Regions from separate parts of the Homo sapiens genome. Here all the other regions are linked to region 1. The links are chromatin loops, found by intact Hi-C in ENCODE. Cell type or tissue: PC-9. All regions are shown on one strand.

Evidence for each region. Peaks named below come from ENCODE experiments on the same cell type or tissue, not always from the same donor. Only the 100,000 strongest peaks of a DNase experiment are listed, where the experiment ranks them.
Region 2: it touches region 1 in a loop (4-fold over the local background); 16 of 110 quality-filtered maps call a loop at or near these places.
Region 3: a loop joins it to region 1, with 7 times the contacts of the local background. A loop is called at or near these places in 3 of 110 quality-filtered maps.

The regions. Positions count from the first base shown.
Region 1 is chr3:120,413,583-120,421,582 of GRCh38, reverse strand. FSTL1 (follistatin like 1) reads left to right here. Exons shown (of 11, transcript NM_007085.5): 3 at 5,556-5,660. It overlaps LOC124900546 (a long non-coding RNA gene), which reads left to right. Exons shown (of 2, transcript XR_007096030.1): 2 at 1-4,346. It also overlaps the pseudogene BTNL12P. Among named protein-coding and RNA genes, the nearest start is that of MIR198, 22 kb to the right of the region's middle. RefSeq lists enhancers at 4,312-4,481, 7,214-7,896. In PC-9, CTCF peaks have their summits at 2,296, 2,498, 4,226 (motif pointing right) and 4,259 (motif pointing right); DNase peaks (open chromatin) are centred at 2,472 and 4,122; H3K4me3 peaks cover 629 bases; H3K27ac peaks cover 504 bases.
Region 2 is chr3:120,465,946-120,473,945 of GRCh38, reverse strand. No RefSeq gene overlaps it. Among named protein-coding and RNA genes, the nearest start is that of FSTL1, 19 kb to the right of the region's middle. RefSeq lists an enhancer at 3,217-4,138. In PC-9, no CTCF peak of the experiment used is centred here; DNase peaks (open chromatin) are centred at 4,245, 4,805 and 5,115; H3K4me3 peaks cover 2,005 bases; H3K27ac peaks cover 3,271 bases.
Region 3 is chr3:118,880,988-118,888,987 of GRCh38, reverse strand. No RefSeq gene overlaps it. Among named protein-coding and RNA genes, the nearest start is that of IGSF11-AS1, 58 kb to the left of the region's middle. In PC-9, CTCF peaks have their summits at 3,918, 4,117 (motif pointing left), 6,221 and 6,423 (motif pointing left); no DNase peak of the experiment used is centred here.

The DNA of each region.
Region 1 (8,000 bases):
GGTTTTGCTCTTTCTCTCTGCTTTTCTCAGGCCTGTGCTACTGGGTTCCAGAAGAGCTGCCTGGGAGCAACCAGCATCTCACCCCATACGCCCCACTGCAGACCTCCCCCTGCTCTCCCCAGTTCTGTGAATTCCTTTGTCCCCAGCTCCATGGTATTCTGTGTATATCTGAGGGGCCCTGGTGTTCCTGTGAAGTTTCCATGACTAATTCTGGCAAAGCAAAGAGAGCCTTTCTCACGTCAACAAAGCCACTCTGTCGCAGAATAGTGGCAAGTAGAGCCAAAATTCCACCTTGGCATAAGTAGAGCTGTTCTTTTTTAAAAGAGTTGGAAGGAGGAAAAGAATGGAGGGGACAGAGCCGGCCCACTTCATGTTAGTGAAATGATGGTATATTAAACTGACAGTTTTATGGCTTTGCTTATAAGCTTCCTTTCCTGCCAAAGCACACTGTTCTTCCAGAAATTATTTTACTTCAGAAGACTTTTTTTTAAACATTCAACGTGTATTTTATGTTCAGACTTAATTCTGGTTGGCCCAGAGACTCAGATGCACGATCACCTCTACTGGTAGTTTTGCAAATAACTTGCTTCTCCATTTGCTTGCAAAGATCTTTTTTGATTGCAAAAATCATTTCCATTTTTTAAGACCTTGGATTCAAGACATTTCCTGGCTTTGATTTGTAAAGAGGTAGAGTGGTTTAGTGGAAAGAGGCTGGGATTAAAGTCTGGAGACCTAGGGCCAGGCCTCAATTCTACAACTGTGAGATCTTGGACCAGTCACATGTAGCTGTGAGCCTCAGTTTTATTTTCACCATAGGATCTTAAATCTAGAAGGGCCTCAGAGGTATCCCCTGCCTGCCTATCTAAAAAGAATCAAAAATGACAGTAAAATTACAGATCAACCAGAATTGCTGTGCAAGTATGAATATTGCCATTCAATGGCTGACCGTTGCTCAGATACTTTCTACCTAGTAAAAAGTCAGGAATGTTCCCAGTCTGTCTTCTACCAAAGGGAGTTTGCAATGTGAAAATTAATGAGACCAAATCTCCAGAGCTTGGCTTGCAACACACGAAATGAAAACAACACGGAGACTGGTCAGGAAGATGATGCAGAAGGATAAAGCTAGAAATCTGATGTTTCTCCATTGCAGGCAGATATTTTGCTGATTTTTATCAATATATCTGAGTGTCCACACTTCCAAAACACACCCTCTACCCCCACTCAAATCAATTACATTCTCACAGGTACATTTAGACTTATAGGTTCATACTTTTGTGATATTGGACCTGCCTGTGACCTCATACTCCTAGAAAACATCCATGTGCCAATGTGGTTATCTACGCATACATGAAGTCCTCATACTGCTTTGGGACCTCATTCCTAAAATCATTACAGTGGTAGAACAAACACTTCTATTTGCAAGAACTGCATTGTACCTTGTGACCTCACCCTGTGCCAGCCCTTGGAACTGTCCCCACTCCCCAAAGCTCACTGCCTTGATTGTACCCCAAGAGGGAACCTTGAGGCTCTGGAGTCAGACTGGCCTTTGTTCTATTCCTGAGTCAGCTCTCACTAGTTATGTGGCCTCCATGCGTCACAGAGCTTTCCTGACTCTCCGATGCCTCTGCATCTGTTACATGGGACTAAAAATACAGAGACCTGCACAGAGGTTGTGAGGACAGAGATATCTGCAGAGCCTCACTCAGCTGAAGGTGCTAAAATTAACATTGGCCCTGGGTCCTAGGCCCTTGTCATCCCCGACTAGATTACAGTCTTAAACCTGGCCGGTTTTCCTGCTTGCAGCCTCTCTCCATCCAGGCTGCCTTGCACTTTGAATCAGAATTTCAGAAAGGACCCAACACAAATTAACATTCCAAAGCACCATATCCATCATGTTACCTACCCAATCCCAAACCTTCCAAGGTTCTCACTTCTCATAGTCGCTGTGGAGAGCCCCTCAGGTCAGCCATCGAGCGCCACCCCTCTCCCCATCATCACCTGCCACCCTGCTTCATCTCCCTCTTCCTCACCACGAGAAGGGTTGAACCCATGAGCATGTTCAACCCCTCTCAAGGTGTTCTTTTCCCCCACTCAGAATCAGTTTCTCAGTAGATGGGTAAGACTACCCACCACCCTAAGCAACTTTCTAGGCACCTCGGGGATGCACCTGACACTCCCACTCCCAGAGAAGATGAGGCTTGGAGAAGAGCTTTCAATGGCACAAAGCCTATCTCTCTGGAGAAAATTTTCTTCATTGTTGATTTCTGCATCAAAGCATGCCTGTGAATGGGGATCACTGGGGAGGGCTATGAGGCTGCAGGTGAGACCTCCCCCACATTGGTAGATCCCCCTACCCATGTTTTTGGAGCAGCCACCCTATTCTTCCACCTCCTGCACCACTTCTTGTTCCGAGGACAGAGCTGGGTGGAGCTGCAGGAGCCAACACTGCGCTTCTGCATTGCAGTGCTGGGCTGTGCAAGACAGAGAGAGATTGCCACCTATTGACAGACGTGTCACCTGCAAAGAGGAATGATTGTGTAACTAGTGGCTCCCCCCTTCTCTGTGTGCTCTTCAAACGGGCCTTTTGTTTTTTCCATTCAGTGAGTCCTTCTGTTCTCTATTATCACTGCAGTGCAAGGGAGGACAGGGAAAAACGGGGACATGACAGCCCAAGGTGGTAGTGACAGCATCTCAGTGGGAAAGTTGTCTGAAAATAAATTGCCCACTGTAGTAATAGCCACTTTCAGTTGTGTGGCAGGCACTGTGCTGCCTGCAGTACATCCCGTTTAATCCTCACAACAACCCTCTAAGAATCAGTACTCCCAGTTTTCACGAGGAAGCTGAGGTTTAAAGAGAGCACCTGGCCCACGACCAGCAAGTAAGGAATAGAGGTGGGATGTGGGTAATTTAAACCTAAATCTCTGACGCACTCTTAACGCACATTCTCCCGACACTTGCTAATTATGCAACTCACACCCCCATCATAATTTCCTTACGTCATCTGGATATGAAAATAAATCAAATATAAACTGCTTTCCCTTTGGGCAGAATTCTAGCTCTGCCACTTTCTAGTTATTTAAGCCTCTGCTCTCTCACCTGTGAAATGGGGCTAGTAATGATGTCTAACTTAAGGAGTTATTGAAGAGCTTAAATCACATATAATAAAAATAGTAGGATGCCGGATATTTATAAATGGGAGTTTAGTTATCAGTGGTTGAAGATACGAGTTGGAATCCTAGCTCCTCTCATTTCTAGCTTTGGAAACTTGGGCAAGTTATCTGACCTTTCTGGTCTTCAATTTCCTCATCTATGGAATAGGGTTAATAATAATATACCTATTCTTGCAGGGTTTCCCTATAAGACAAAATCATGTGTATGAAAACATTTTGTAAATTGTACTATTCAAATATTAGTTGTTATAACTCAAAAGTTATCTGTTTCTTCAAATGGATTTTTGAGAACTATTCCTGAAAAATGACTTGGTTTAATTCAATCCGTTTTTAATACTTACTAAAAACAACAATGTAAGTTAAAAGGAGGTTCCATACATGCCACAGGCTTTTCTGCAAGTAGCTCTATAAGGCATTCCCATGAATAACAGGTTTCATATGCAGCTTGTTTTACAGTTGGTACTTCCACATGTATCTCACTGAATCTCCGCAGGGCAGGGTTGGCATTTACCCCTACTTTATAGATGAGGACATGTGAGCCTTAAAGAATGAAAATTACTAGTTAAGGACAGAGACTAGTGAGTGGAGGTTTGTGGGTGTTTGCCTGTGGAGCTGTGTGCGGGTGTCTTTGAGTGCAGGCATGTGTCTGAGCATGCTTTTTTATGCATTTGTGTGTCCATAACTCATGGGAACAACTCGTCAGCAAAAACCTTTTCCTCTTCCTTTTTCGTGTTGCCTTACATTGTCAGGCACAGTTTCCACAAGAGGGCCCTGCCTGGAGAATATCCTTGATTTTTATCTCCACTCTCTGTTTAGGAAAACAAAAGCTCTCCAATCCCCGCGGACTTCTGGGAATTACTTCCTCTTTCTTCCCCGCCTGCTAGCTTTCTTGAATTCGCCTTAGCAACATTCAAAAAAGAATTGGTTTATCAACAGCATGTGAACCAATGAAATGTGAGCTGAGAACGGCTTCTAGACCAATGGGAGCCCTGCATGACCAGCAAGCTGGCTTGGGACAGAAAATAATGACCTGGAGTTTGCAGAGCAGCCTCTGGGTGGCAGCAGACTAGCTGTATTGGATACAGCACCTCAGCTCGAAAGCCTCTTCTTTCTTTTTGCTTTTTTCCCCTAATCTTGAGTATAAAACATTCACCAACTATAAGAATTGTACTGTTACAAGACTTGTGGGTGTGAGTTCTCTGCATAATGTGGTAGACATGGCCTGGAGGGTGGACTGTCTGGTTCCATCCCTGCCTTACCCCAGCCAGCCCCATGACCCCATCGTGCCTCCTGCAGTCTTTGTTGGTTTTGTCACAGCATCTAGCCCAGTAGCCTTGAGTCTGGAGGTCTTTCGTGATTTTGCCTGCCCAGCCAGTCAGGATGAGAAGCTGGGGAAATCACATTCTCCTTCATGCAACCACCACTACCCCTGGGTTGAGTGGTGAATGAGGTGGGGCTGGCTTTCTGCCACCAGTGAATGGGAGGGAAGGGATGAGCCACCAACAGATCAGTGCCTGTCAATACCCCCACATTCTCAGGTGGCATACACTGAGACCATTCCCTGCCTTGTCAGTTCTGCTGCACACGTCTGAACAGGGGAATGCCTGACTAGCAAATGATTTGAGAATAGTTCTACTTTCAGGCAGCTTCGCCCTCTTAATCTTGAAGACAGTGGCAGACATGGGTAGGGGCTAAATGGGACCATAGCAAAAATAGCGAATCCACGTTTCCAATGGTTTAGCCATCCTTCTTTTGCCCTTTGAGATGATAATGCCTAGAACACCATTCAGTCAGGTTTGGGTCCTTCAGATAGTCATAGTTCTGTACAATGTTTCCATTTCTGCCTGACTTACTCCTCTCACCCTTTAAGAATCAGTTAAGACCTAGTATCTTCAGAAAGTATCCTTTGAAAAATTCTCACCCTCTTCCTCCCCTCCAGCTCCCTGGTGATCCTGTTCTTGCACTTCCTGTGTTGTTTTCCAAATGTCTCTTTCTTTGTGAGTTTCCTCTGAGAGTCATGGAGCTTCCTGAGGACAGGGTCTGTCCTTTGTATCTCCATCTCAGCGTAGTGTTGGCATAAAATTGGTGCTCAACAAGCATTTTTAGAAGAAAGGAAGCATGCAAGAAAGGAACTCTTGCTCTTTGAGAAACATATTAGGGACTCAGAAGTACCTGAACCTGGGCTGAAGCAGTATCTGGGAGTAGGGCACTAGCTGTTGGAGGCAACGTCTCCAACAGCTGTTTAAGACCCAACATCTAGCTGTTTAAGACCATGAGCCATGACTCCAGAGCAAAGCCCAAGCCTGAAAGATAATCTCATTATGGGCTCATTCCATAATGGGTTCATCTCAGTCACACGGTTTCCTTTATGATTGTATGTTTTAGGAAGAGCTAAGGAGCAAATCCAAGATCTGTGCCAATGTGTTTTGTGGAGCCGGCCGGGAATGTGCAGTCACAGAGAAAGGGGAACCCACCTGTCTCTGCATTGAGGTAAGTCCTGATGTCGGGAGCCAGAGGACAGTGGCCAAGGCCAATGTGGTACCTTGCGGAGCCACCCATCAGCAGGCAGTGCCAATGATTTCATTCTCTTTATAAAAGCATTCTTCATCCCCCTGAAAAACGTGGAATTCTTATTCCAGATTCCTGATTTTTAAAGCATGGATATTTTTTCTTTTAAAAAAATTTAGCTTTATAAGATTTTTTAATTAAAAAATAAGAATTGTTTTATATAAGTCAAATAGTACAGACATTTACACAAGCATAAAATTATAATCTTCCCCCATAACCCTTCAATCCCTTAGTCTGAAGTAACCAGCGTTAACAATTTGATACATGTTCCACATGTTTTTCTTTTCTATGTTACTATAAGCATAGGGTTTATATGCTACTGTAGACATAATGGTTCCCCCTATTTTATGCAAAAATGGGATCATGATATGGATATAGATATATACAGTTTGTATTCTTTACTCATTAATTTATCAGGGACAACCCTCTAGATCAGCACATATACTTTTAACTCATTTAACTCATTGTAGTGGCATAATGTTTAGTAATATAAAAGAACTAGATTTATTCAATCATTTTCCCATAGATGGACATTCAGTTGGTTCTTTGGGTTGTTTACCACTATAACCAATAACATCCTTGTGCAAATACCCTTATATGCCCCTGCCTTTATTTCTGTAGCATTGATTGACACCAGGGCTTGCTAGGTCAGAGGATATGCAAATTTTTAAAAACAGTAGATGAGATGCAGGGTTTTTTTTTTTTAATGTTTTTTTTTTTTTGAAAAACAAACATGAATATGTATTTATTCCATTGTATAAAAGCAATAATTTAGAAATTAAAAGAACGTTGCAGAGATCTCTAAATAGAGCTAAAGATTTTTTTTCTTTCTTTTTTTTTTAATTTATTTATTTTTTATTGATAATTCTTGGGTGTTTCTCACAGAGGGGGATTTGGCAGGGTCATAGGACAATAGTGGAGGGAAGGTCAGCAGATAAACAAGTGAACAAAGGTCTCTGGTTTTCCTAGGCAGAGGACCCTGCGGCCTTCCGCAGTGTTTGTGTCCCTGGGTACTTGAGATTAGGGAGTGGTGATGACTCTTAATGAGCATGCTGCCTTCAAGCGTCTGTTTAACAAAGCACATCTTGCACCGCCCTTAATCCATTTAACCCTGAGTGGACACAGCATATGTTTCAGAGAGCACAGGGTTGGGGGTAAGGTCACAGATCAACAGGATCCCAAGGCAGAAGAAGTTTTCTTAGTACAGAACAAAATGAAAAGTCTCCCATGTCTACTTCTTTCTACACAGACATGGCAACCATCCGATTTCTCAATCTTTTCCCCACCTTTCCCGCCTTTCTATTCCACAAAGCCGCCATTGTCATCCTGGCCCGTTCTCAATGAGCTGTTGGGCACACCTCCCAGACGGGGTGGTGGCCGGGCAGAGGGGCTCCTCACTTCCCAGTAGGGGCGGCCGGGCAGAGGCGCTCCCCACATCTCAGACGATGGGCGGCCGGGCAGAGACGCTCCTCACTTCCTAGATGTGATGGCGGCCGGGAAGAGGTGCTCCTCACTTCCTAGGTGGGATGGCGGCCGGGCAGAGACGCTTCTCACGTTCCAGACTGGGCAGCCAGGCAGAGGGGCTCCTCACATCCCAGACGATAGGCGGCCAGGCAGAGACGCTCCTCACTTCCCAGACGGGGTGGCAGCCAGGCAGAGGCTGCAATCTCGGCACTTTGGGAGGCCAAGGCAGGCGGCTGGGAGGTGGAGGTTGTAGCGAGCCGAGATCACGCCACTGCACTCCAGCCTGGGCACCATTGAGCACTGAGTGAACGAGACTCCGTCTGCAATCCCGGCACCTCGGGAGGCCGAGGCTGGCGGATCACTTGCGGTTAGGGGCTGGAGACCGGCCTGGCCAACACAGCGAAACCCCGTCTCCACCAAAACCAGTCAGGCATGGCGGCGCAAGCCTGCAATCGCAGGCACTGGGCAGGCTGAGTCAGGAGAATCAGGCAGGGAGGTTGCAGTGAGCCGAGATGGCAGCAGTACAGTCCAGCTTCGGCTCAACATGAGAGGGAGACCGTGGAAAGAGAGGGAGAGGGAGGGGGAGGGGGAGAGGGAGAGGGAGTTTTTTTTTTAATGTTTAAAAAACAAAGAGAGCCTTTGATAAATACTTCTTTTGTAGGCTGGATTCTGACAAGTTCTGCCACTAAAGTGAACATAAATACCTTGGACATTCTGTTTTCTGTCAAAACAACCCATAGCCTGGAAACACGTCTTTCTGCAAATTAAATACAACCAATTTAGTCCCCAGGTTAAGGA
Region 2 (8,000 bases), 52 kb before region 1:
ACTTGACTCTACAGAACTGACCGTGTCTGATGTGCACACGTTATATTACTCTAGACCAGTGGTTCTCAACCGGTAGTGATCTTGTCCCCAGGAAACACCTGACAAAGTCTGGAGACATCTTTGGTTGTCACAAATTGGGGAGTGCTACTGGCATCTAGTGAATAGAGTTCAGGCTATTTGAAAAGGCTTCAAAAGGGAGGATCTAACTCAGGCTTGCGGGTTAGAAAAGGCTTCCTGAAAGAGGCATATCTAAGATACACCCTGAACTACCAGTGAAAGTTAATCAGCTAAAGGATATGGTGGTTCATGGCTTTCTGGAGACTTTCCCCCTTCTTCCTTGATGTTGACCTCAGTCCAGCACATGTATGAATTCCTCACATTTTTCTGGGTGACAAGATTTAGATAAGTAGCCTCATTCTCAGCCCTGGCCTCCAATATTCCCAGCTTCTCTTCCCCATTCCCCTGCCCTACTGCTGAGGGGCCCCCTGCCTTGTCGTTGGACACCACTACATACAACCTGGGGCTCATCCTCACTCCAACACCTGCAGCTACATCAGGTGGTACCAGGTTTCCCACCTTCATCACTCCCTGCAAGAAAGTAGCCACCTCAAAAGTGCCAAAGAACCGTTATTCTAGAAACAAGTTAATTTGAGTTCATGCATTTATTGGTCTGTCCCTCACTGTTTACCTTCTTAAGCACTGGTTCTCAAATGTGGCTTCACATTAGAATCACACAAAGTTTTAAAAATGACTATGTCCCCAGAGATTCTGACTTTGTTGGTACGGGTGCAGCCTGAGCTGCAGGAGTTTTACACTCCTCTCAGATTATTCTAAGAGGCAGCAAACACCAAGGACCACAAAGCCCTGTCCAAGCATGTTGGGCCGCAACATGGAAGCAGTACACTGATGCTCTCTGGCCCCACACATGCAGCCAATGCTCTCCCACATAATCTTCCCACCTTGCCCATCTGCTCCGACTAGTCCTGCCTTGGTCCCCATGGAATTTTCCATTCATTACTCTTAATTTTGAACAGCATTATCAGTTCTCCCTTTCAACTCAGGGTCTGTTCAGTTGCCTTAATCACCTTCCCATTCCCTATATTCTATTCTACCCAAGTACAACCTTACTTCTGCTTCCCCACAACATAAGATCGTTTATCTTCTTATCACATTCCCCTATGTGTAAATTTATTGCTGCAGTGGCAATTTACCACATACTTATTGACTTAACACATAAATTTATTCTCTTACAGAAATGGGTTTCACTGGGCTATAACCAATGTGTCATCAGGGCTGTATTTCTTCTGGAGGCTCTACGGGAGGATCCATTCCCTGACCTTTTCAGCTCCTAGAAGCTGCCTGCATTCTTCGGCTTGTGGCCCCTCCCACCATCTTCAAAACTAACAGCATAGCATCTTCTAATCACTAGTTCTCTGACCTCTGCTTTGTCACTTCTCTTCCTCTTATTCAGACACCCTGTCTCCCTCTTATGAGGACCCTTGGGCCAATCTGGATAATCCAGAATAATTTTCCCATCTCAAGATCCTTTACTTAGTCATATCTGCAAAGCATCTTTTGCCATGTAAAGTAACACATTCACAGGTTTGGGAAATTAGAACATGGATATAGATATCTCTCTGGGGGTGGGGGGTGCATTCTTCTATCTACCACACCCTGTTAAGGCAGCTGTCAGCTTTGTAATCTGTCAGCTTTCAAATACCTAGAGGTTCTGAGATCTTTAAAGATGGAGACATTGTAACACTGGACTTTTTGGACCTATTTCCAGTAAAATGAGAAGGATGAATCAAGCCAGCACAGCAGGTGACGTTGGTGGTGATAGTAGTGATTTTGCACCCCTCACCCTGGGGATATCTGACAATGTCTGGAGACATATTTGGTTATCTCATGTGGTGGTGGTAGTAGGAGGTTACTACTGGCATCTAGGTGGGTTGAGGCCAGCGCATGCACAGAACAGCCCCTCTACAACAAAGAATTATCTGGCCCCAAATGTCAATAGTGTCAAGGTTGAGAAATGCCGAATTAGACCATTCCTACTCAAAAATGTGGTCCGTTAACCAGCAGCCTGAGTATGACCTAAAAGCATTTTAAAAATGCAGAATCTTGGGCTCTGGCCCAGAGCTATTGAATCAGGGTATGCATTTTAACAAGATCCTCAGGCTATTCTATACATATTAAAGTTAAAGAGCAATGGACTAGAGCAATGATTCTCCACCTGGGCTGCATATTAGAATCACTTTAAAAAAAGACAGTAACCTGAGTGTAAGACTCAGATCACAGATTAATTAAATCAGAACCTCTGGATGTTGGAAACCAGGCATTGATATTTGTTAAAAGAACTCCCGATGATTCTAATGTGTAGTCAGGATTGAGAAGCTCTGTCCTATGATCTCTGAAGCTCTGCTATTCAAAGTGTTGTTGGTGGGCAGATATAGCAACATCACCTGGGAAAATTTTAGATGCACAGACCAATCTTTTGCTCTACCCCAGAACTTTTGAATCAGAAGCTGCATTTAACAAGATGCCCAGGTAATTCCTATTCACATTAAAATTTGAGAAAAAATCCTATTTCTTTTCAAAATATAAAATACAGATTTTGCTGAGGCCATTTACCATATTCCTAAGGAGGGAACTATTCAAAATCTTGTTTAAACAATGCTCTTCTGTTTCCAAATACTGTATATTGCATGACTATATTTAGTTTTGTTATTCACAGGTAAATTACTACATTTTAAGCAACTCACAGCTTGTCAGCTTCCAGGAACAAGGCTTTCTAAACAACGTGGTGTGTGGAAAAGCACTCTCCATGGAGAGGCAGGAGTGCAGTTAGCAATGAGAAACTTGGCCAGGATTTGCTTGGCAAAGAGGTGTTTCTAATAGAGCCCACGCCTGGGTTGTGCCAAAGGGAAGAGAGAAATGAGTTACAGAGCAAAGGCAGGCAGGGAGGAAGCCCTGATGATAGCACTTAAATTAGAATGAGAGGTTGCAGAGCTGGGAGTGGAGGTATGGATTTCCAGAGATCAGTACAGCCCTTGTCAGTCAAGGCTCAAAGTAAATTATGAGCAAACAAACTTTATTTTCTTTTTAATCTAAATAGAGTAAGAATAAGAGAGTGAGCAGGGCAAGAGGAGGAGCAACGTGTTCTACCTTCTCCTGGAAAATAAAAAAGGAGAAAGAGAAGAATTTGGAATTAAAAAAAAGTACTATCTAATCTTTGAAATAAGAATTACCATATCCATTTTATAAAGGATTAAAATGGAGGCTTTGAGAGATTAAGCTACTTGCCCAAGTACACCAACCTAGAAGTGGTTAATTTAAGCACAGTTTTCTCTAATTTCTGTTCATTACGGGCTGAAGGTGGATGTTACGGATTGAATTATGCCCATTCACTCCCCAATATTTATATGTTAAAGTCCTAAACCCCAGTACCTCAAACTGTAATCTTATTTAGACATAGGGTCTTTCCAGAGGTGATCTAGTTGAAGTGAGGTTTTTTGGGTGAGCACTAATCTAATATGACTGGTGTCCTTATGAAAAGGGGAAATTTGGAGACAGGTAGAAATGGAACATGGAGACACAGGAAGAAGATTGCCATTTATAAGCCAAGGATGGAGGCCTGAAACAGATTCCTCCCTCACAGCCCTCAGAAGGAACCAACCCTGCTTATACTGTGATTTTTGTCACAGGGTGGACCTCACAATTGGAGTTCGGCCTGGGAGCCACATGGGTTCTTGGCTTTGTGCAGGAAGGAATTCAAGTGTGAGCCAACAGAGTAAAGTGAAAGCAAGATTATTCAAAGTAAAGGAATAAAAGGATGGGCACTCCATAGGCAAAGCAGTGGCATGGGCTGTTTGACTGAGTACACTTATGGTTATCTCTTGATTATATGCTAAACGAGGGATGGATTATTCATGAGTTTTCCAGGAAAGGGGTGGGGAGTTCCTGGAGCTGAGGGTTCCTTCCCTTTTTAGGCCATATAAGGTAATTTCCAGACATTACCATGGCGTTTGTAAACTGTCATGGCGCTGGTGAGTGTCTTTTAGCATGATAATGCATTATAATTATAATATAATGAGCAGTGAGGACAACCAGAAGTCATTTTTGTCACCATCTTGGTTTTGGTGGGCTTTGGCTGGCTTCTTTACCACATTCTGTTTTATTAGCGGTGTCTTTGTGACTTATCTTGTGAAACCAGTTCTACTGACCTTCTATCTCATCCTGTAAGAATGTGTAACATCTTGGGAATGCAGCCCAGCAGGTCTCACCCTCTTTTCACTCAACCCTTATTCAAGATGGAATCACCCTGGTTCCAATGTCTCTTGATAATTTCAAGCTTCTAGCTGCTACACAATAAATTTCTACTGTTTAAGTAACCCAGTACTTGGTCCGGCAGCCCTAGAAAACTAAGTGACGCTAATAATAAGGGTTTAATCAAGAAAACAGGCCAGGCACAGTGGCTCATGCTTCTAATCCCAGCACTTTGGGAGGCTGAGACGGGGGGATTGCTTGAGCCCAGGAGTTCAGGACCAGCCTGGGCAACATGGCAAAACCCTGTTTCTACAAAACATACAAAGATTAATTGGGCATGATGGTGCAACCTGTAGTCCCAGCTACATGGGAGGCAGAAGTGAAAGGACTGCTTGAGTCCAGAAGGCAGAGGTTGCAGAGAGCCGAGATCATGCCACTTCACTCCAACCTGGGCAACAAGAGCAAGACCCTGTCTCAAAACAAAAGCCAAACCAGTTAATTTTTTTTCAGAAAGAATTTAACTTAAGAAACTGGTTAAACAGGTATTGGAAGACTATCCAGGTAAAGTGTGAATACATGTAATTGCAAGAAGCAGCCACCATTCCCAGGGCTAGGGGAACTAAGGGAAGAGGCAGCATGATCTGGATCTAGAAGCTTAGAAGGGAGGCCCTGCTGAGCTGAAGCCAGGCTGGGGGCTCTTTGTCACTGCTGGTGCCTCTGAACTCAGAGGAGGGACCCACGTAGCTGAAACTCAGATCTCTGAGGAGGGGGGACAGCTGGCTCGTGCTGGTGTCTCCAAAGTAACACTATGAGGTCGGCTCACAAGTATGGGAAAAATGGAAACCAGAACCAGTTTTTATCACCAAGGTGCAGAACTTTCCTAGGCAACACCGGCAACAACAAAATGCAAAGGAGTCCCAAGAAGCTCCTGCTGCCTTCCAGGCATCTTCCTTATTATAAAGGTGCAGATGGTCTTCCTTCAAAAGGTCCCTGCTGGACATCTCTCCTCCATGCCATTACCAATCACCCTAGAATGTGAGAAAGCTAATTTCTACCATCTGGTATACCACCACTTTTTAAAATTTCCTAAAATCCCTTTGTCATGACACTGCTCCCCACTTCAAAAACCTTTATTAACTCACGGCTCTCTCTCTATCCCCATTTTCTCTCCACCTTGACCGTCATCCCTAACTGGCAATGATTTCACTGATCCCCATTTAATACTCTTTTTTATTCTTCATGTTGACAGCTCCACACTCTCTCCATAAGCCCTTTCTTCAGTTGTCTGCCTCAATCTCAGCAGTTGAGATCATTTTTCCCAAAGAAAATATGCTGTCAGACAGCAACTCCTTAACTTCTCTCCCCTCTTCCTCTAAACTTAACTATCATGGCCCTAACTTCCCTCCTTCTTGCCTGTCCCAGAGGCAGAGCTTTCAGCCCTCCTGTACCGGGGTAACCTTCCCCTACGTGGGCCTCAAACCTGATCCCTCATACCTCTTCCCAGGCCTTGCTCTCTTGTCTTTATTTTGAATCTCACCCTTCCAAGAGCTACTTCCTCCCCACCTATAAATACACCCACATCTTCTCCTACCCTAAAAAAGGCTTCAAAAGACCCAGCTCCCTTTTCAAATTCTCATCCACACATAGCTTTGCTCCCCCACTTTCCAGTCACTCCTCCACTCATGCAGTCTGCCATCTATCACTGTCACTCAAACACCTTCCATCAAGATCAGCAATGATCGAATAGCCAATTTCACCGACCTCTTAGTAGATTCTAGGATGACTTTTCTTGGTGTAAGAGTAATACGCATTCATTATTAATCATGAACATTTTGGAAAATACAGAAAAAAAAATAGTAAAAAAGAAAGTCATTGAGAGGAGCTCCACTCCCATGGGGCATCTATGAGAGAACTGGAGTTCTTGGAATGAAAAACTAAAAAAGGAGAATAGAAATTGAAAACAGTTCAGAGGACACAAAATGTTGACACTGTAATCTCAACTATTGATAATCTTTGAGGAATAGTTCCGGATAATCAAGCATTCTGAATACCTAATACTCATCCCTGTAACCACCAAGATATTTGCCTCTTATCATATAAAGCTAAAAATCTATTTAAAAGATAACATACTCTCCTGTCTTCTGTGACAGAGGATACCAATCACAATTTAACCTTTTATTGATGGCTTAAGGTTATGACACAGTGTAGCAGAAACAATAATAGAACTGTATTTGTTACCTCTCCAGTATGGGCCAGGCCTGAGCTAGGTATTTTACATAGGTAACCTGAATATCATCACATGTCATTTCTGTAGCTCATCTGCATTTTGTAAATGAACAAACTGAGGCTCACAGAAGTTAAGTTATTTACAGACTGCAGCCCATCTTCTGCGCAGCAAGGCTTAGATTTGAAGCTAAAACGTTATGTTCTTTCTGCTGCACCAAGCTGCCTGCCCAGGGTGAGGAGCACTGGGTTCAATTCTGTGTCTTCCTGGAGACCTTGGAAAAGCTACACATCTGCCCTGGTACTAAATTACAAAGCCTCAAGTAGGTTTCTACTGCAGAATGCACATACCAAAGAAGCCGTTTCTTATCATTTGGGCTTCAGTGTAGTCTTTGTATTTGCGTGCTAGGACACCTTAACAAAGTATCACAGACTGTGTGGCTTAAACAACAGAAATTTACTTTCTTAGAGCTCTGGAGGCTGGAAGTCCCAAGACCAAGGTGTTGGCATATTTGGTTTCTTCTGAGGCCTCTGTCCTCGGCTTGCATGCGGCCGCCTTCTCACTGTGTCCTCACATAGCCTGTTCTCTATGGACACACATTCCTGGTGTCTTTCTATGTGTCCAAATTTCTTCTTACAAATAGGACACAAGTTAAATTGGATTAGGGCACTCTAATGGCCTTGTTTTAACTTAATCATCTCTTTAAAGGGCCAATCTCCAAATACAGTCATACTCTGAGGTACTGTGTGGGGTGAGGAAAGTATGATGTGGGATGTACACAAATCAGGCCATTACAGTCTATGCAAAAAAAATGGAAGAGTTGAGATCCAAAGTGTGGCTTTTAGTTATCAAAAGCTAATGTCCCAAAAGACTCAGGACATAAAATCATGTCATACTATTATTCTTATGTCATATTGTTAAATTATGAATCCCATATTTTATAATTGGGTTAGATTTCTTTAAATTCCCACTGAGACTTAAAACACTATGATTGATTATAGTACTAGGTACAAGAACAAATGAGAAATTTAAATCATTATATTTACACTAATGTCCTTTGACAGCATTAATTTTTAAAATGTTTTTACTTGATTTTTGTTGTACTTCTGACTCCCTCACTGCTATCATGCTATCAGGAGCTTTTCTTACTCTTTGCAATATACAACCAGATCCTTCTGTCATTTTCCAACCCCATCGTAGCCCAGAAACTTGATAACCGAGGTGCCCACATATGTAAATCAATAGGCTTTGTTTGAAGGTTTAAGGGGCTTATCCATGAGTCAACTCTGTTGCACAGCTTCCATGAAACCTCTTTTAGTGACTTGGAGACTTTGCTTGCCACCTTCTACCCCCAGCTGCATTTGAATTGTTTAGGGTGACCCAGCTGACTCAAGTTTCAGGTACACAAGATGTCATCTTGTAGAACTTTGGCAAGGGAAAATCTGTTACCTCTCCATAGAGGAAAACTTTGACATTGGCAAGCAAAACTCTAGGACATATTTAAATCCCC
Region 3 (8,000 bases), 1.5 Mb after region 1:
TAAGCCCTGAATTTACCACGAAGATTCACCCTTCTCTGTGCTCCTTCTTTCTACCTGGATTGCTCTTCGTTTCTTCCTTGACTTCCTGGTGGAAACCTATGTTTATTTAGTCTCAGGTCAGGCATTATCTCCCAATAGAAATGAGCACTCTCTTTCTCGTTTTTGGCCCCCACTGTACATCATCCATCCATCATCTGAAACACTAGTGCATTTATTTGTTTAAATGTCTGCCTTCATGTGATAGATTTGGAACACCTTCACATTTTTTAGTTCTGAGCACATAATATTTATGGCCAATGGTGTTTATTGAATAAAATGAATACTTTTATTTTTCTTTAAATGAGACAGGGTCTCACTTTGTCACCCAGGCTGGAGTGCAGTGGTGCGTTCTTGGCTTACTGCAGCCTTGATCTCCGAGGCTCAAGCGATCCTCCCACTTCAGCTCCCCAAGTAGCTGGGACTACAGGCGTGTGCCACTGTGCCCGGCTAATTTTTGTATTTTTTGTAGAGGTGGGGTTTTGCCATGTTGCCCAGGATGGTCTCAAATTCCTGGACTTAAGTGATCTGCCTGCCCCGGCCTCCCAAAGTGCTGGGTTTACAGGCATGAGCCACTGTGCCCAGCCAAGTAAAATGAATACATTTTACAGTTAATCCAAGAGCACACAGGACTCCAGGACTGTCTGAATGCTATGCTCTTCTGTTATGCTCCCTGCAAGAAACTGCGACATAGAAATATTAGGCAAATTGTTGACCACAGTGGAGTACCCTCTGTCTTAGCAATGGCCCCAGAGAACTATCCCAATGCATATATACTTCAAAAAATATTAAAATCACGCTGTGTAGACAGTTGGTACCTCGCTGGTTGTTTTTGTTTTTGTTTTTGAGATGGAGTCTCACTCTGTCACCCGGGCTGGAGTGCAGTGGTGCGATCTTGGCTCACTGCAGCCTCTGCCTCCGGGGTTCAAGCGATTCTCTTGCCTCGGCCTCCCCAGTAGCTGGGATTACAGGCACCTGCCACTATGCTTAGCTAATTTTTTGTATTTTTAGTAGAGACTGGGTTTCACCATGCTGGCCAGGCTGGTCTTGAACTCCTGACCTCGTGATGCACCCACCTCTGCCTCCCAAAGTGCTGAGATTACAGGCGTGAGCCACTTGCCTAACCAGTACCTTGCTTTCTATAACTATTATATTCTTGGGCGATTATTATTTTAAGAAATATTTATGTAACTAAGTATTATTCCATTATACTACGATCATATTTTAAATCTACTGTTTTCCAAACAGTGGCTCACAACATATTAATTGGTAGGTTTAGTGGGTTGTAATCAACATTTTAAAAAATGAAATTGTATGCATTATATGTAGTTAACAATATGTATTGTCTCATGAAGATTTTACTTCAGATCTCTCCACACAGACACACACACATAAATGTATGTTTACTGTGTGGATATAAATGAATAGTGTAATTGGATTATAATACACCTTTTATTTCTTATTGAGGATCATGGTCAAAAAAGTTTGAAAGTTGCTGTTTTAAACATTCTTCAACAGGAGGAAATTTGGGTCATTGTATTTTTTACTATTATAAATAACACTGTAATGGATTTCCCAGGGGATAATTTCTTAAGTTTGTTTCCTTAGAAAGGATAGATAGGGAAAATATTTGGGCCAGAGAATATGAGCTTTTAGTCTCCTGATATCTATTGCCAAATTATTTTCTAGAAAGATTATAGCAAGTTATACTACCAGCAACATCATATGTGCTCAGGTGAATTTTTTAGTATTGGGCTCTGACTAGTGAACATTCTCAGGCATTACAGGAGGGAGCAATGCACATTCCAGGGCAGAGAAATCAGAATAATCAAGGAACTGAGATGGGGTTGTTGAAAGTGTTTATTAACTTTGATTATAGCAGGTAGTGTTGTTCATGGATAGTTGGTGAAAGAGAGCAGTAATATAGTCAAATAGTTTAGGGCCGGAGATCAGGGGTTTTACATGCACTGCTAAGTTTTTGTCCTTTATTCTTGGGAACTGAAGCACCATAAGGTTTGAAAGCAGAAAGTGAAGTGATGACGTCAGCCCTATATTACAGAATGAGAAAGTGGAGGAGAAACTAAGTTTCATAAGCTAGCTGGGTGATTATTTCAATAATTCAGGCAAGAAATGCATGTGCCTGGGAACCCAGTCTTGCTTTCCAATGGAGAAATCAGATGACAAACTGCCCAGTATACTCCATGAGACTCTAGAGTGCTCTCTAGCCTCTAGCCCCAACGCAGTGGTTGAAATCCTCTGATGGCCTGGGTTTGGTGATATTTCTGGAGCAATTTGATGATGGGATGGGACACAATCCAAGTATAGGGCCATTGAAAAACACACGTAAAAAATCACAGTATATTCTGCTCAAAACTCAGCCATTTCTGATGGACAAAACTTGGAAACTATTAACTTGACTGAGGGGTGAGAGTCGGGGCAGGAAATCCATTTGTGGATTGAAGATTCTGATTTGGATGACTGTGAATGACTTTAATATTTGAATATGGCATTTATGAATACTGGGGAAATAACAAGGGCTCAGGGAAAATGCAGGGATGCCAACTGCTAAATGTCTCATTTGTTCTGTAGTTCTGTCTATTGAACAGAATCAGATATAAAATGGAAGATATATACCTCTATATATTAAGTGACTGAGGCAAACCTGGAAAGCTGAATTGTGCAAAGCCACAGTGCACACATTTTCACTATTTTTCCTTTCTGCTTTGCTTTTCTCCGGATTTTATTTTTTCAACAAATATTTAAGATTTTTAAATATTTAAAACTACAAATTAAGCACTTACTATGTGCCTGGGACTGTTCCAGGTGCTGAAGATGTGGAAGCAAACCAAATTCTGTCCCCTCAAATAAACTTACATTCTAGAAATCCTAACATAGATCAAGATTAGGATAGCCACTCTAGCAGTATCAAATCATAGATATATGTGTGGCACTCTAACCAGAAAGTTCTATTCTTTACCATCCTACACTGTAGATAAATGGGAGATTATGATTTTGCGGCTATTGAGACTGTTGAAGCTGATTATTCTCTTTCAGTCAAAATCTACTTAGTATGGAACACACCTAAGTTATGCTAATATGCATATTAGACCCTGGTTCCTCTTTAACAATAGCAGAATGTGTTCTGGGATTGGATTTGGGAAATACAGTACTTCCTTCAGCTGACCAGCTGTGCAATCTTAGTCAATTGACTTAACCTCTCTAGACTAGTTCCACTTTTCTGAAATGAGTACAATATCTGCCCTACTCATTATACAAGGTAGTTATAAATTTCAAGTGAGATTACAGATATTTAAAAAAATTTCTTTGAAAAGTACAAGGAGTAAAACAAATACAAGGTTACTGTTATCCCCCATGTTTTTAAATAGTCCTAAAACACGCTTGTCCAGCTATAAGGGCAACCAAGTTCATCATGACTGTTGATCCGGGAAGGAGCAAAGAAGGTAGGGAGAGGACAGTGTGCTGTTAGGGGCAGCTTTGCATCAAGAAGATCCAACTCTGAGGGATAGTCATAGGACTTGGGGGATATCAAAACAACAGAACAAGTAACGCTTTTGAAAATTCTACTTTAACAGTCTGCCAGTCTCCAGCAATTAGCACATAACCATGTCCCAAAGACACTTCCTGACAAATAGGGAGTCAAGGGGATGCAGTGGGAAGAAATATGCCGCAAAAACAGTCATCTGCAATGTAACATGAAATGGTGCAATGTTTTTTGTTTTTTTCTTTTTGCTTTGTGTTGTTTTATCTAGGTTAAAATGTAGGTGATGTTATAGGATGTGCATTACACTTTTTCACTTTCTTGTTACTTTTAGATCTGGGGCATTGATTGTTCAGTAGCTGTAGGGTGACACTTACTGCAAATTCTATGAAACTGCAACCCTTAAAAATTCAACATTTGGGTTGAATATTTGAAGCGTGATGAATTAGTAATGACAGATCCTACAAGCCCCACATGAAAATCAGTTTCACTGTGCCATGGAATACTCATTCTTCTTTAATTGATGTGCTTCTGTAAACGGAAAGCCAGTTATGAATTATACTTGAGTGCTCACACTGTGCCCTGTGCTGCCCCCAGGTGGTGGAGGAGGCAGTGGGCCGACTGGGTGGTGCACTGGATTGGAATCATCACATTGCCAGCTGTGTGCCACTCTCTAGCTCTCTAACTAAACCCTACCTTGCCTACACAACTGGATTGTTATGTGGATTAAATATTGTGTATGTAAAAGCTCTGTAAATTCTGTGCATAAAGTGGTTTGCATTTTGCATATATTTATAGATCTAACTTACACCACAAGCCTGGTAAGTAAGTTGTCTTTTATCCATATGTTGAAGACAAAAAAAAAAAAAAAAAGCATAGGAAGGTTAATTGGCACAACATCACAGAGACACTAAGTGGCAGAGCTGGGATTTGAATCCCAGCTTCAATATGGCTCCATAGTCTTATGTTGTTGTTATTTATACTATACAATCTCTGTGTAATTTTTTATTGCTATGTAAATTATCAGAGTTTAGTGTCAGGAAAGCACCATGAGGACTGAGGTTGCCTCTCAAAGGCAACTATAGTTGAATGAAGGAGCTGAGCCTAAGATTACTAAATCTGAGCTTCAGAGCAAATGTGAGCTCTACAAGGGAAAAAGCACAGGGCATGTGGTTAAAATTAAATCTAAGCTCCAAGGGGCCTGATGGAGGAACAGGTTAGACCCTCAGAGGAATCCGGGATCTGGCCACAAGCATTGAGAAGCTGGCTAAATGGACTTGCAGATTCAGAAGTGGGAATCCAGTGGAATTCCACTCCTGTGATACTATGATTATGGTGTAAGTAGAAAAAGAACTGGTCATCAAGGTGTGACTGGATGGACAGCTATTAGTACCTTCCTAATCTCCCTTGCCTTGGGATTGCATGGAATCCAGGGTTTCTGGGCTGTTTAAATCTACAAGTGGCAGTTAAATGGATGTATGTGATGTGTGCCACATCCCTTCTTTTGGAGACCCATCTTCCTTCATTCTGTGTGGCTCGGGTGGGGCTGAACAGCCTCTTCATTCTACCCTCAGGTCCAGAGAGGAGCATGTGGCCAGGCCTGGGCAATCAGAGCTTTGTTTGCCTGAGCTATTGAAAACAATGTTGGTTAGAGTTGGTTCCATTCCCCTGGCCTCAGTGATTGATTCATGGAGGATCATGTGACATCATCAGGACCAATCAAAGCTATTGAAATTGCATTGTCTTTTCTTCTGTGACTGTGAGGTGTAAGCACAACATAAGCTGCAACTACATGTGGGCCATCTTCCCCAAAGTATCTTTTTGGAGAGGATGAGCCCAACATGCAAAGAAATGCAAAACTTAGCACACACCATACTATTTATTTAAGTTCCTGGATCCAGCCCTATGTCAAGGGTCTAGCTTTAGATCTGCACTGTTTAATATGATTGTCATTGGCACATGTGGCTATTGAGCACATAAAATATAGCTAGGCCAAGTTGAGATGGCTGGAAATGTAAAATGCATACCACATTTTGAAGATTTTGTACACAAATTTTCAAATGTCTCAATAATTTTAACATTCTGATTACATATTCAAAGTAGAATAATTTTGGATATACTGAATTTAAAAAATACATTCCTAGAATTAATTTTACCTTGACCTTTCAGCTTTCCAAAGTGTGTCTACTGGTAAGCACTTTTAAAATTATGTATGTGTCTCACACTATATTGGCTAGTGCTTCAGAGACAAAAGCCAATCGCCTTTTTCACTAATTCTAATTTGACTTGAGTTTTTGTCACTTGCAAATGACAGAGTTAGGACAGGCCCATATTGGGTCCCAGCTTGGGAAGTTAGGAAGACACAGGACTGGGAAGCAGAGTCTTGCCTAAGTCATCAGGTGGAGATCGCAGAACATTTGGCTCTCCATGTAAGTGGCTTTTGTGACCTCCCAAATCACATTTCTTTTCCTCATTTTTCTTCTGAGTTCTAGGCACAAATTTCCAGATACCGGCTAGATCTTTCTCTTTATCCATTCCATTACCACACAATCAATATGTGCATAAGCAAGCCTCCAGGTCCCTGTGCTCAACCGTACTGAAAGATTCAGTCATCCTTGACCTCACCACCCTCCCCTGCCTTTTGATTTCCAATCAAAAGACTTTTGCGCCAGGATGAACTTTAAGTTCCTCTAGTTGGGTATAATCTCATTTCACAGATATAAAAACTGATGAGTCAGAAAGCCAGTGGAATCATTCTCCATGCTCTTTGCCTGCCATGGCCCTTCCCCAGTGACAGAAGCAGGCAATTTCTTGATTTCTGCCTCTACCTTTCCCTGCCTCCTCTGACTTCTCTTATAGCTGCTTGGGTTAAATAATCTGCTTGATCACACTGCCCCCTTGTGGCACCAACAAATGTTGGTTAGTAGTGCTGAGCAGAGGAACCCAGGAAAAGTGGAGTCAAGGATTAGAGAAGCTATGTTAATTTTATCTCTGTTTGCTTATTTGTTGTTATGCAAGAGGAGGCATATATTTTGGACTCATTTACTTATCAAATTAGTATTAGAGAACAAGCCATATTCAATAAGTTAAAAATAACATACTTCAATGTTAAGGGTGAAAGAGAAGAAAGAAATAGAAAGGGAATCATTAGGAGTAAGAGATGAGGACAGACCTCAAGAGTGAGACAGAGAAAGAATAACAAAAGGATATTTTCAAAAGAAAGAGACAAGGAAAGATGCTGTGAGAAGCACAGAGACACACAGGAAAAGAGACCTTTAAATGAAAAAAGCAGTCACTGCAGAGTGAGTGTTCCGCAGAGGCCAGTGTTGTCTTCCCAAGAAAGATTTCTAGAGGGTCAAGAGAAGGGCTGGGGTCCTTTTTGGGTGGTGATAGAATAGATGGGCCAGCTGAGGGAAATCGTGAATTGGACTTAGGGAACTTACAGCTCAGACTCTGGACAAAGCTAGGCAGGCAGGGCAGGGTGGATGGTTTCAAATACAACTTGATGTTCCCTCTCATAGCTCCTGAGGCTTAGTGCCAAAGGGCTGTCTCTCAACTTCCTGTGGAAGGCACTGTAAGAGACTGAAGATGGAGGTTACCAATGGAAGGGTACACTAGAAGCCAGTGACAAAGCATGTCCCTCCTGTGTCAGACCATATTTGTCAGCTCCAGCTGCCATAACAATCTGCTATGGACTTGGTGGCTTAAACAACAGAAATTAATTTTCTCACAGTTCTGGAGGCTGGAAGTCCAATACCAAAGTGGCAGCAGGATTGGTTTCTGGGGAGGCCTCTCTTTCTGACTTGCATGTGGCTGCCTTCTCCTGTGCCGTCTCATGGCCTTCCTTCTGTATGCACATGGAAGGAGAGTGATCTCCAGGGTCTCTTCCTCCTCTTATAGGGACACGAGTCCCATCCGATTAGGGGCTCACCCTTAAAACTTCATTTAACCTTAATTACCTCCTTAAAGGGCCTGTCTCCAAATACAGTCACATTTCGGTTAGGGCTTCAACATATGAATTGAGGCAGGGGATGCACAATTTATTCCATACCAGGACCATGTTAGAACATTGGAACCTTGGTGATAAGAAAGCCTCTCCCACCTCCACAGTGTGGCAGGCACGGGAAAGAGCAGCAAAACACCAAGGGATGGAGGGATATGACAAGGAGGTAGCAAGGGGCTGGAGCAGGTGGCTGGGGGGACGAGGTCTGCTCCTTCGGAGGTTGTCAGGTCTTCTCATCATCTGCCATGCAATAGTGATAGGAAGAACAGGGTAACTTCAGTCCTGGGGGGATCAGAGGTGGAATTTTCTCCATTACCATAAAGATGAACTTGTAGTGACTCTCCAGCACAGTGACCCACTCATAGAGCTCTATCATGGAAAGGGAGGAGCTCTGGCAGAGTGGGGCTCTTAGCATTTTCACTGGCAGAGGCTTGGTTTTGTTTTTAAAATTATTCATACCTT